2 separate regions of the Homo sapiens genome follow, and region 2 is linked to region 1. Evidence: read pairs that join two places in POLR2A ChIA-PET (ENCODE). Cell type or tissue: Caco-2. All regions are shown on one strand.

Region 1 (2,500 bases):
TGTTCAAATTTCCCCATTGTTTCATAACTGTCATAAGTGTTTATTTTGCAGCCTGTTTGCTCGAATTAAGAGCCAAATCGGGTCCACACGTGCCGGTTGGTTGGTGTGGCTTCTGAGTTTCTCTCAACCTCTGGGCCCCTCCTCTGTCTGTCTCTCTTTTTTCCTTGCAATTTGTTTATTGAAGAAACTGCGTTGCTTGGCCTCTGAATTTTCCCTTATTTGCTTTTTTAAAAGATTGGGACAGTGGCAGCAGTGAGACCAGTTACGAGGGGACTGCGCTGGCCCCGGTGCCAGCCGGCAGTGCCTTGGGTTTTTGTGGTGGCAGAGGGGTGGAGAGGAGGAGCTTTCCCACCCTCAGGGCTTCAACCAGGGTGGCGTTTCCCCGTCCTCTTGGGGCCCCGGCATAAGATCTCAGGACATTGGCTCTCAACCCTCATCGTGCTCTTAGGAAATACAGACGCCTGGCTTTGCACCTCTGGAATTCAGATTCAGTTGGTCTGGGGCAGCGCTTCTCAGTCTAGCGGGCTCAAGGATCGGCTGAAGAGCTTGTGAGAATACAGATGCCAGGCGGCATACCCAGCGACTCCGATCCAGTCGGTGTGGGGTGCGACCTGAGAATCTGCATTTCTGACAAACTCCCCAGTGGTGCTGATGCTGCGGGTCTGCGGGCCAGCGTGGTGGGCTGGGGGCCGGGCATGACCATGCTACTAGGCAGCGGGGAACCACATTGGGGCGGGAGGGAGGCGCAGGCCAGAGGGCTCCCGGAATGCGGAGCATCCGCCGGCGCAAGGGCGCCTGGGAGCTGATGGAGGGGCCGAGGTCGGGGAAGGGGCGGGAGGAGGGGCTCGGCCCTCCCGCCCCGCTCAGGCCCCGCCCGCCCCCAGGAGCCGGGCTCCGCCTTCCTGCAGCTGGGCGTGTCCCTGGAGCAGCAGCTGCAGGTGCTGTTCAAGGTGCTGGAAGAGTACGACTGGAGCGCCTTCGCCGTCATCACCAGCCTGCACCCGGGCCACGCGCTCTTCCTGGAGGGCGTGCGCGCCGTCGCCGACGCCAGCCACGTGAGTTGGCGGCTGCTGGACGTGGTCACGCTGGAGCTGGGCCCGGGAGGGCCGCGCGCGCGCACGCAGCGCCTGCTGCGCCAGCTCGACGCGCCCGTGTTTGTGGCCTACTGCTCGCGCGAGGAGGCCGAGGTGCTCTTCGCCGAGGCGGCGCAGGCCGGTCTGGTGGGGCCCGGCCACGTGTGGCTGGTGCCCAACCTGGCGCTGGGCAGCACCGATGCGCCCCCCGCCACCTTCCCCGTGGGCCTCATCAGCGTCGTCACCGAGAGCTGGCGCCTCAGCCTGCGCCAGAAGGTGCGCGACGGCGTGGCCATTCTGGCCCTGGGCGCCCACAGCTACTGGCGCCAGCATGGAACCCTGCCAGCCCCGGCCGGGGACTGCCGTGTTCACCCTGGGCCCGTCAGCCCTGCCCGGGAGGCCTTCTACAGGTGGGCACCTGCCCGGGGCATAGGGGTAGGGAGGTGGGGAGCGCTTCGGGGGAGCTGGCTGGCAGTGAGTTTGGGCTGGCCAGCCACACCTCCCACTAGCTGCGTGCCTGGGGCCACATTACCCCACCTGTCTGGGCCTTAGTGTCCTCATCTGAACAAACAGCAGGTGTCAGGGTGTGGCAAGGATCGTGGGGCCAATATAGGGAAGCACTTTGAACAATAAACACAATCAATGCCACCTGCTGTCGGTGGCGGCGGTGAGGCAGAGGCAGGGGGTGCCTGGTCCTTGGCAGGGCTGCAGGCATCTCTCCCCTCTGGCAGGCACCTACTGAATGTCACCTGGGAGGGCCGAGACTTCTCCTTCAGCCCTGGTGGGTACCTGGTCCAGCCCACCATGGTGGTGATCGCCCTCAACCGGCACCGCCTCTGGGAGATGGTGAGAAGGGGGTGAGCCCAGGGGCCCTCAGTGTCCTCTTATTTTGTCCCCGCCTCCTCTTGTGCCCACAGCTGAGCAGAGAGTCCCTCTGTCCCTTATCCAACCCCTCATCTTCCAGGTCTCAGCTGAAACAAACATCTCCTCCACTGGGAAGCCTCCAGGTGCCCCGGGGTGGGTGAGGTGCCCTGCTCTGGGCTCCCATAACACCCCGGCTTCCCTCTACTATAGAACATTTCAAGCGCTCCTATCTCCTGGTCCTGCCCCTGCAGGAGTAACCCATGACCATGCTGGCCAGACAGGCTTGTAAACAATATGCAGGGACAAGTGCTTGAGTAGACGTGTGCAAAAGATTGTGGGATTGGAGATGAGGAACAGGAATTAGTTCTGCCTTCAAAGGAGGAAACTGGGAAAGAGGTCCCAGAAGATGGGATATTTGAGCTGGGCTGTGGAGGTTTGAGTAGGAGCCCACCAGGAAGAGGTGCTAGCCTGGAAGAGACAGAGGGGCAGAAGGGTTTGGAGCATGAAGGGCCTTGAGTGCTCAGCTAAGGACGTTCTGTCAAAGTCAGGGGGGACCAGTACAG
Region 2 (2,500 bases), 1.4 Mb before region 1:
TTTTTGAGACGGGGTCTTGCTCTGTCACCCAGGCTGGAGTGCAGTGACACGATCCTCAGCTCACTGCAACTTCTGCCTCCCAGGTTCAAGCTGTTCTTGTGCCTCAGCCTCCCAAGTAGCTGGGATCACAGGCGTGTGCCACTACACCCAGCTCATTTTTGTATTTTTAGTAGAGACGGGGTTGCTTCATGTTGGCCAGGCTGGTCTCGAACTCCTGACCTTAAGTGATCCACCTGCCTCAGCCTCCCAAAAGGTGTGCGCCACTGCGCCCGGCCTCTAGAACATTTTTATCACCTCAAAATAAAACCAATTAAGCAGTTTGTCCCCACTCTCCCCTGCCCCCATCCCCTGGCAATCACCAGTCTACTCTCTCTGTGGATTTACCTATCTGGATATTTCATATACATGGAATCATACTACAGTATGTGACCTTTTGTGTTTGGCTTCTTTGTCTCAGCATACTGTTTTGGAGGTTCATTCATGTTGTAGCATGTATCAGAACTTCACTTCTTTTTATGGCTGAATAATATTCCGTTGTAAGGACATATGTCGGACACATTATACCTCACATTTTGTTTACCCATTTGTTGTTTGACATTTGTTTCCACCTTTTGATTATTATAAATAGTACTTCTGTGAACCCATATGATTTAAACATCTATTATTTCCTTGTATTTTATTTCTTATAGTTATTTTAGAAGAACCAATGAAGGAGCATGAACAATAGCTGGTACCAAGAAAGTCCTGGTTTTTGTTGATTGTATACAGTAAAATATTTGGAAATTAAAGGGTTTAATAAAATAAAGTCTGTACTTTGGATTTTCTGTTGCCATACTTTCCCCCCTTACAATATATTCTTTGAGGAAACCTGGTCATTTTTCTTGTTAAGGTTTTCTGCAGCCTGAGTTTTGCCAGTTGCCTCCTTGAACTCTCATTAATCATGTTCTGTTTTATTCCCTATAAGCTGGTGGTTAACTGGTTTCAGCAGCTTGATCAAGTTCATTTTTTTTAAAGCTTTAAAATTTGAAGCTACTTACTTTGGTAAGACTACTTTGTTGTATTTGCTGTCACTAGCGTGTATCTGGTTGTCTTTTTTGTGGGGGAGAGGTTTGGTAATGGATGATTTATTAATTTATTAAGACTTACATTCTAATCCTATCATTCCTTCTTTGTTTATTAGCTAGAATATTTCTGTAAAGAGAAACTTTCCCTCATCTACCTTTTCTTTTTGTTTTGAAATAGGGTCTCTGTTGCCCAGGCTGGAGTGCAGTGGTGCAAACACGGTTCACTGCAGCCTTGACCTACTGAGTTCAAGTAATTCTCCCGCCTCAGCCTCCTGAATAGCTAGGACCAAGGCCCTTGCCACCAAGCCGGCTAATTTTTTTTTTTTTTTTGAGACAGCATCTCACTTTATTGCCCAGGTCAGAGTACAATGGCGCAATCTCGGCTCACTACAACCTCTGCCTCCCCGGTTCAAGTGATTCTCCTGTTTCAGCCTCCTGAGTAGCTGGGATTAAAGGTGCACACTACCACACCCAGCTAATTTTTGTATTTTTAGTAGAGACAGGGTTTCACCATGTTGGCCAGGCTGGTGTCAAACTCCTGACCTCGTGATCCACCCACCTCGGCCTCCCAAAGTGTTGGGATTACAGGCGTGAGCCACTGCGCCTGGCCCAGCTAACTAAAAAAAAAAAAATAATAAATTTGTAGAGACAGTGTCTTGCCATGTTGCCTCGGCTGGTCTCAAACTTCTGGGCTCAAGGCCTTCCCAAGTGCTGGGATTACAGGTGTGAGCCATGGTACCCGGCCTCCCCTCATCTATTAATTATTCACTCACCCAGAGGTACAGTTCATGTAGGAAAGGCAAGATAAATGCTTGAGGCTTTCCCTTTAATTGCTAGTTTCCAAAATAATGAATTGGTTTACTAGCATCCTTCAAAGGTAACCTTTTTTTTTTTTTTTTTTTAGATATCATTACGAACTCATTGACTTAGACTTATTCCTTGCCCTTATTATCCTGATGAAGCTTAATATATTCCATCTTTGCTCTGCGGGAACCTCTTTAAGTCAGCTCTTGAGTCCCTTGGATATGACCCTAGTAGGTTTAGAGAGCGTCCTTGTTATCTGGTATGACAAGATGTTCTAGTCCCATCTTGTGTATTTCCTGCCACAGACTTGGAATGTGGCCTCCAAAGAGCCCTTGTTCCTGTTAGTGGGGAATGACTTTTGCAGACTTACAGGCTGGATGCTAGCGGCACCCCCTCCTACTTTGTTGGTCTATGTTTCTAGGCCTTTTCAGTGGCCCAAGCTAGGAAACATTGTTTGTAAAGATAAAATACACATCATGCATTTTTATTGATATTTCTAATACAAATTCAGGACTATATGGTTTTTGTTTAACCTTGGCTTTTTTTAACTTTCTCTCTGATTCTCAATACGCTAGGTATGATAAAATTGAAAATCACATAATTACTCATCTGCTTAATGCCACATTCTCGGA

The links. Peaks named below come from ENCODE experiments on the same cell type or tissue, not always from the same donor. Only the 100,000 strongest peaks of a DNase experiment are listed, where the experiment ranks them.
Region 2: POLR2A ChIA-PET joins it to region 1 with 7 read pairs; 1 of 35 experiments calls an interaction of 5 or more read pairs at or near these places.

Annotation. Positions count from the first base shown.
Region 1 is chr17:74,850,996-74,853,495 of GRCh38, reverse strand. It overlaps GRIN2C (glutamate ionotropic receptor NMDA type subunit 2C), which reads left to right. Exons shown (of 13, transcript NM_000835.6): 3 at 885-1,483; 4 at 1,805-1,919. Among named protein-coding and RNA genes, the nearest start is that of GRIN2C, 7.6 kb to the left of the region's middle. RefSeq lists a silencer at 974-1,033. In Caco-2, no CTCF peak of the experiment used is centred here; a DNase peak (open chromatin) is centred at 965; H3K4me3 peaks cover 1,821 bases.
Region 2 is chr17:76,219,852-76,222,351 of GRCh38, reverse strand. The region is part of intron 1 of RNF157 (ring finger protein 157); the gene reads left to right. Among named protein-coding and RNA genes, the nearest start is that of RNF157, 19 kb to the left of the region's middle. In Caco-2, no CTCF peak of the experiment used is centred here; a DNase peak (open chromatin) is centred at 1,431.